2 separate regions of the Homo sapiens genome follow, and region 2 is linked to region 1. A link is a loop called in an ENCODE intact Hi-C map of the cell type or tissue named here. Cell type or tissue: transverse colon. All regions are shown on one strand. Region 1 overlaps PTPRO (protein tyrosine phosphatase receptor type O). Region 2 has its middle 80 kb from the start of MGST1.

The links. Hi-C counts contacts between places; a loop is a spot of excess contacts. Peaks named below come from ENCODE experiments on the same cell type or tissue, not always from the same donor. Only the 100,000 strongest peaks of a DNase experiment are listed, where the experiment ranks them.
Region 2: it touches region 1 in a loop (26-fold over the local background); 1 of 110 quality-filtered maps calls a loop at or near these places.

The regions. Positions count from the first base shown.
Region 1 is chr12:15,562,382-15,566,381 of GRCh38, forward strand. It overlaps PTPRO (protein tyrosine phosphatase receptor type O), which reads left to right. Exons shown (of 27, transcript NM_030667.3): 18 at 3,212-3,247. Among named protein-coding and RNA genes, the nearest start is that of EPS8, 230 kb to the right of the region's middle. In transverse colon, no CTCF peak of the experiment used is centred here; a DNase peak (open chromatin) is centred at 1,506; H3K4me3 peaks cover 629 bases; H3K27ac peaks cover 1,238 bases.
Region 2 is chr12:16,425,901-16,429,900 of GRCh38, forward strand. It overlaps a transcript of MGST1 not described here. Among named protein-coding and RNA genes, the nearest start is that of MGST1, 80 kb to the left of the region's middle. In transverse colon, no CTCF peak of the experiment used is centred here; no DNase peak of the experiment used is centred here.

The DNA of each region.
Region 1 (4,000 bases):
AACAACAGCTGCAAATAACAAGAGCCATCTCCCCAGACGCACACTGCCTAACACACTGTCCAACTTCCTTTCTAAACTGTCGGTTTCTTGGAAATATATGTTCCTGTTGATTTTCTAAAACCCATCTGATGCCACTAGTGGTTTGTGTGGAAATCAAAAAACTCTTTCTCTCTCTCATAGTGTTGCTCGAATCTCTTCCTGGGGTGGTAGCAGAATCAGTGTGGAGCACCAGTACCCAGTTAGGTTGGTCTCAGGATTGTGTTCTGCAAGGATTTCTGACTTTCAGAACTTAAGAGTATGTTTCCTATTGAAAGAAATCATCTAAGTTGAACTAGCTATATCTAGATTCAGTGTTAAATCTTTTTTTTTTTTTTTACTGCCATAATGACCCTCATGCTGTACTCAGGTATTTATCTGCTTGTTCTCAATCCTAGGCAGTTGGCATTTTAAGCAAGAAGTGGCATTTAGTTGAAAATGCTCAGCTTTACTCCTGATGATTGCACATTCTATTTGAAGAATGATATAATATACTAAAGTCCTTTTTAAGGTTTGGGGATGGTTTCTGCTTAGCTCATCAAAGAGTAAGCAGCACTTACAAAATTGGAGACTTTTAGAGTTTTGTTTTGTCTTGTTTTAACTATTATAAATCTCATGTCCTTGCTATTGCTTTTTCGGAATGAATTGCAGTATGGATGGCTTTCCAAGACTGTCATAACCATGGCTAATTTATGCAGAATGTATCTTAACTTTTTGAAGTCATTAGGATTTTGAACCTTACCTAATATAAGTGAAAGAGAAAAAACTAAAAGTGCACAATCCTCTATGCATATATGCTGTAGGTATGTCTGATGGGGGTTATTTATTGATTTGGAAAATCTTTTGCAATGAAAAGGCGAACCCTACATGTCACACAAAATCGTCACTGTAACATGTGCACATATTGGCTCTTTCCAGAATGTGCTTAAGTTAAAATTGCTAGCAAAGCCTTAATTTGCGTGAATTTTCCCCTGGTTTTAGTCTCGGAATTAGCACAGCAATTGAAAATGTAGGAACATTTTATCAGTGTTGCTGTGGAGTTTCATAATTCAATCCTGTCATGTTCCACAGCCTTAGGATACAGAAACTCCTTGGAATCAGCAAGATCTAAATAGAACAATGAAAATTGTATACAAATCATGATTACTTATGCCAATAAGTATATGATAATATGTCATACAAAACATGTAGTGGAATTATACGTTATATTGAAAGTTCATTCAATAATGAATGAGATTGAAAGAAAAAAAATGTGTCTCTCCTCCATGAATCAAGTTTCTACGCAGCTGCCGAGTAGTAGCAGCTTAATATTTCAGCACTGAATTTATTCAGTGTTACCCTCTTACATACATTTGTTACTTCCTAGTTTCTTTTAAAGCCTGTTTGGATAGGAAAGTATTTTTTTGTTCACTCCTGATCACAAAATGTGTTGGCAGCCTCCTGACTTTACCAGAGCTGTTAGTCATCTCCGCTGACATTCTGCTTTCCGAAAGCACTGAAGTAATTGGCTCTTACTACAGGAAGTAAATGTGGAACTCCTAAAACTAACTAAATTACCATCACGGGGCTGAATAAAAAACATGATCAATAAATATTCCTTTAGGTTCCCAAATGCCTATAAGATACAGCTATGTCCAACATGATAGTGTTTTTTGAGGGGATCAGGGAGAGGCAAAGTAAAAACTGGACTGATTTTTCCCTCTAAATCTCAAGTGTGGAAGACAAAGAGGATGAGGGAGAAAAAATAGAACAAGAACCATTGAATGGATTGTTTTCACTTAGAAGTGGGAAGAAATTAAAACTACCTGAAAACCACAAACACCACTTGCCTTCGTGGACGTGTTCCTACATTTCTTGACCTGCATTATTTTCTCTTCATCCACAAGTCCCATCTTTTCAATCAGAACATCACAAGCCCAAGTCTAGTATTCAATTGTTAAAGGAATCATTAGGTGAAATTCAGAGGGTAACATGGCAGAGATTATTTTGTTTCAGTTCAACTGAATAAGCATTTATTGACCACCCACTAGGTGTTTCATTAACTATGCTCAGCCCTGGGGGGAAGCTATAGTGAGTGTAGCAAGGTGTGTACCTGCAACTAACAATCACACAATGTGAGAAACTCTCCGTTTGCAAAGTGCTGTGAAAGCACAAAGTACTGCTTCGTCCTGCTAAAAGCTTTCAGGAAGTGGAGATATCCAAACATTCATAATTTTAAATATAAATAAATATTTGGACACATTAAAGTACTAAGATTACAACTGGTTATTTACTATAGACTGTTTATTTTCTGAAAAGTTGGGTGCTTCTATCAAAATTATGTAAAGACCTCTGAAAATTACTTGCAAAAAAGTTTGCTGTAACATCACTTGTACAGTCAATCATGTTTCTGTATTTACTATTTATAGACAACAATAAGAATACAATCACAAAGTGCTTCAATAGATACTGTTAGCCTTAGCTAACTTAGGTAAGTTATCTTACTTGGTTGGGTGAAAATCATTACCTTAATTATCTCCTAAACAAATGTAACTAACTAAAGCATGCATTAGCATTTCCTGTGTTTGAGCTTATAGACTAGTAATGATGAAGAGCAAGCAGGTAATAGGTCCAGTTCTTCAGATAGCTTAAAAATTAGTTCAAGATGGAATAAAAACAACGCCATAGTAGAATTATACAAGGTACATGTCCACACTGACAGCACACATTCACATCCCCAGAGAAAAATGTCAGAAAATGTTATTTTAGTCTTTAATTAAGAAAACAACATTCCACCGTCTCTTTATTAGTTCTCCATTTATTCCCCCATTCTTCCTTCCTGCCTGTAGAAATTGGAGTGTTCAGGTGGTAGATAGATACTTCTATATATTTACAAACTGCTTTAGCAACTTAATCAACAGCAGTTAGAAATTTCATTTCTAGAACTCAGTTTTTGGCAAATGGGAAGTATAAAGTGCAGATATGTTCATGCAATCTAGTAGAGTTTTAAAAAATGAATCTGAAATTATTATTATCTTCTCATGTAAGGAAAAGTAAACAAACCTGATATGTGTTTAATGAAAATTAAATAAAACTGAGGTACCTGATGTAATTATTTAAAGCTGTTCAAGTTTAATTATTATGTTAATCAATTCTTCTGCCCAGATAAATTTGTCTTTTCTTTTTTAATTATCAGGAGTAAAAATGGTTTAAAGAAGAGGAAACTGACAAAGTAAGTTTTTCTTACTATGTCATTTAAAAGGATGTTTGTTATAATAATCTTAACGTTCCAATTAAAGATTGCTTGTCTTCAAAGAGAAGGGACGCTTAAGAAAGAGGCAAATGCATATTACAATAGCTAAGCACAATAATGTACTGGTTGTTTATGCCTGAGTGGCAGTGGCCACTAGAAAAGTGTATCACAGAAATCACATCAGAAATAAGGACAATGTTTATCATATCAAATCTGAGAGAGTGGATCGTTAGCAATTTTTAAAGTCTTGGAGGAGGAAGTATGGTATTCTAAATACAGTATATGAAAATCTAATATTTAACTACATCAAAGGGTTTCAAAAATCCTTTTAGTATTTTGAAATTCTGTGTTTATTGCAGGAAAAGGCTTTTACTCTATTTGATGTTATAATAGATACTTTGATAATGCTTTCTCAAGAAACCTGTATAATAAATAGAAAAGATAATTAATCTAGCCTGTGGTTTTCCTTATCTATTAAACCATTAAATGAGAAGAATTACTATTGTGGTAAGTGAAAATTAACCCCCAGTTGATTTCAAAAGCCTATTAGATTATCACCTCCATGCCTTTTCTTAGTTATAATTCTACATATGAAAAGTGGAACTTTCCTTTATATAGAGTTTGTTCTTGATACCTGCCTGGATAGAACATTGGTGAATTAGTACAAGAAGGAAATTAGGGGGTCCAGCCAGGTCTGTGGCATCTATGCTTATGGAAAGAAATCATGAGTAA
Region 2 (4,000 bases), 860 kb after region 1:
ATTCATGCTCGTTTTATTATTGAAATATCACTTTCATTTGTTTTTTTCCATTCCATGTTTTCTGTCACTGATAAGTTTGGTCTCATATCTCTTGCCTTGATTATTATAATACAATAGACTCCTTATGGACTCCTTGATTCCATTCTATTGTCTTGACCAGTAACCCTCCACACTCCTAATAGATTTGGCTTTCTAAAGGGATATCGGATCACTTTATACCCTGCTCAACAAAATGTCTCATTGCTACTATAATAAATTTTGAGGCTGACACTATGTGTTTGCTTTACAATCTTCATCTCTTACTCCTCACTATAGGGTTCCATTCATCTTACCTTGGCTATATTAGATCTTTCCTAAGCATACACTATACTTCCCTGCATCTGTGGTTTTGTAACAACTGTTCATTTTGATTGGAATGCTCATTCACTGCACTTTTCTGAGTCAGAAATTCTATATATTCATCCTAGCAAAACTCAAAGGACAATTCATTTTGATTCTTCCAGTTGAAATTAGACTCTTCTTCCCTCTGCATTCTTTTTGTTCTAGTTGTTTTTCCCCTTTAAACCAAATAAGTTTGATTATTATTTAAATTTTTATTGCATTCATTCATTCACTTCCTCAATCATCCAATAAATATTTACTGAATGTTAAGTTCATGTGTGACTTCTTGATAGTGTTCAATTCCATTCCATTTCACTACATGCATTTGTAGAATGCTATACCTATCAAATGTATTAGGCTTCATCCTGTTGTAGTTAAAAGCTGAACAAGGCCGGGCGCGTGGCTCACGCCTGTAATCCCAGCGCTTTGGGAGGCCGAGGCGGGCGGATCACAAGGTCAGGAGATTGAGACCATCCTGGCTAACACAGTGAAACCCCATCTCTACTAAAAATACAAAAACAACAACAACAACAAAAAAAAATTAGCCGGGCGTGATGGCCGGCTCCTGTAGTCCCAGCTACTTGGGAGGCTGAGGCAGGAGAATGGCATGAACCAGGAGGCCGAGCTTGCAGTGAGCCGAGATCACACCACTGCCTCCATCCTGGGTGACAGAGCGAGACTCTGTCTCAAAAAAAAAAAAAAAAAAGCTGAACAAAACAGAATTATATTCATTCATTAATTGAATAAATATTTATGAAATTTCTATTGTGTGTTAAACATTGTGCCAATTACAAGGAATGCTGAAATTAAGTTGACAATTTGCAGTCTGGCAATAAAGACTTTAAACAATTGTTTACATTATTCTATTAAGGAGAAGTTAAAGTTACGAAAAACGATTTTAAGAAGACTAACATATTTTGGGGGCTCAAGGAAAATGTCCAAGTGAGAAGAGGTGCTTAGGCTGAGATACAGGTGATGAGTGGGAATGATCTATGTAAACAGGGGATGAAGGGCAGAGGGAAAGAGATGAAAAAACCTGTCTCTGACCTGACAATGTTTAAATCAATATTATAGAAAGCAATAGGCATTTAAATAATAATCAAACTGATTTTTTTGTCTGAGACAGAGTCTGGCTTTGTCACCCAGGCTGAAGTACAGTGGCACAATCTTGGCTCACTGCAACCTCTGTCTCCTGGGTTTAAGCGATTCACATGCCTCAGCCACTTGAGTAGCTGGGATTACAGGGTGTGCTACCATGCCCAGCTAATTTTTGTACTTTTAGTAGAGACAGGGTTTCACCATGTTGGCTAGGATGGTCTCGAACTTCTGGCCTCAAGTGATCCGCCCATCCTGGCATCCCAAAGTGCTGGGATTACCGGCATGAGCCACTGGGCCTGGCCTACATTTTTTCTTTTCCATTAAAGGATAATACCTAAAGGAATATGACTTGATACTGGCTATTGAGCTTTAATTATTTCCATCTAAGCATTATGCTTTTTCCTTTTAATTTTACATTTTAAAAAACTTATTTTTTTAATGTTTTTTCTTCTTCAGGGAGTCATACTTATATTGGATCTTTTAAGCTATTTTCTATGACTCACCTGTTCTTGAATATTTTAATTTATTACTTCTTTTTGGTTTTTAAACTTTTTGATTTAATCTTATATTTCTCTTGAGGCATTATACATTGTTTTTATTCTCTTTTGTGTTCTTTCTGTTTAGTCTTTATTTCTTAAATTACTTTTACATTTATTTCCAACTTTTCCTAGAGTTTTGTAACCTTTTTTAAAAAAATTATTTTCCCAATCTCTTCAAACCAGAGTTTTTCTAATTGTCTTTAAGATGTCTTCAAATTTTGATTTATTTTCATAAATGTCCCTTCATAGCTTTTTCCAAACATTTTTAAATATTATTTTTTAGCTGACTTAAAAATATTTTTTTTTTCGCCTTTTTTGAGGGATCCTATATTTTGGCTTATTTTCATTGATGTTAATCTACTTTTAATCTCTTATAACTTTGTTTGCAAATTGATCACAGTGTTTTCTACTAGTTATTTTAAAGTAAAGTGCATTTTCCTAATTTTTTTCTGAAAATGAGTAGGACAGAGTAACATTTCTAGATACATATTTCTAAAGCTTCCCCTTCAGTTATATTCGTGACTTCTTATCAAGCTGTATTGAACATTTCTATTGTTTTTTTTTTCTCTTGGGGATGTTATCATGAGTTTTTAATTATTATTCTAGTGTTTATGGTGGATTTTGGAAGATTTCAACAATTTCACTGATATTGCATCTGTATGAAATTCAATTTTCCTAGAGTTTTAAATATATATTTTACTTTGCTAAATATATTTTAAACTTTATATGTCCCACCAAGTGCATTATGTCATTTAGTATTATTGGTTTTGTTGTATAAAAGTATTTTATTTAAAATGTTTTTCGGATTTTATGTATGTCAGATGGTTAAAAAGCCTTACATTTTGTTTGTTATTTTTATGAGGCTTGCTTTTACTTAAGATTTCTATTTGTGCTTATTTGCTCCTAATAATTTCTTAATTTTTGGTCTATAAGACATATTTATTTTCTAGTGATTTCTAATCTTTTCAATTTCTATACCATCATTTAAACATGATAAAATGTAGCCATCTTTTTTTGTGCCTTTGTTTTTTGTTCCTTCTCAACTGGGCTAATATTGTCTACAATTGTAGTTCCACATCGTTGTGTACATTTTTGTTTTTTTGAAATCTTCCCTGCCCTTTTTTCTCTTACCTTTGCTTTTTAAGATAACAATAAACATTGTTAAATTTTTTGAACATCGTTAAATTCCAGCACCTTCTGAATTTATTTATCTTATTTATGTTTTTCTTCAAGGATAATTTCAAAAGGGTTTTCTTTGTGCCTTGCACTTCTGAATCTTTTAGTTCTGTATATATCTTTATTGCACATTTACATAAATCATAATTCAGTTACTTCAAAGCAGTTTTCCTTCAATATTTCAAAACAATCACTGATGCTGAGCAGTTTGAACTACTTATTATTTATTGGTGATTCTTCCTTGTGGTTATAATTTTCTCATTCTTTTGATAGTCTTAACTGGCATTCTCCTTTCCTTTTTCGTTTATCTTCAGTTATGTTTTATATTTTCTCTCCCTTCATCCTTTTCTGTTGACTTCTGAGTTATTTCTTCAATCATATCTTTTGATTCCTGCTAGTCATCCTTTTTTTTAATTACAAGCATACCTCAAAGATAGGTATGCTAACTAAAGAAAGGTTTAGTTCCTGACCAATAAGATGGAGCAAATATCTCAATTAAGTGAGTCAGCCAACATTTTGGTTTCCTGTTGCATTTAAAAATTATGTTTATACTATACTGCAGCCCATTAAGTATGCAATATTCTTATGTCTAAAAACTGTACATATCTTAATTTAAAACATTTCTTGCTGAAAAATGCTAGTGATTATTTGCAACTTTAGCAAGTCATAATCATGTTGCTGGTGGATGGTTTTACTTCAATGTTGATGGCTTCTGACTTATCAGGGTGGTGGTTGTTGAAAGTTGGGGTGGCTGTGGCAATTTTTAAAATAAGGTAGCAATGATGTTTGCTGCATCAATGGACTCT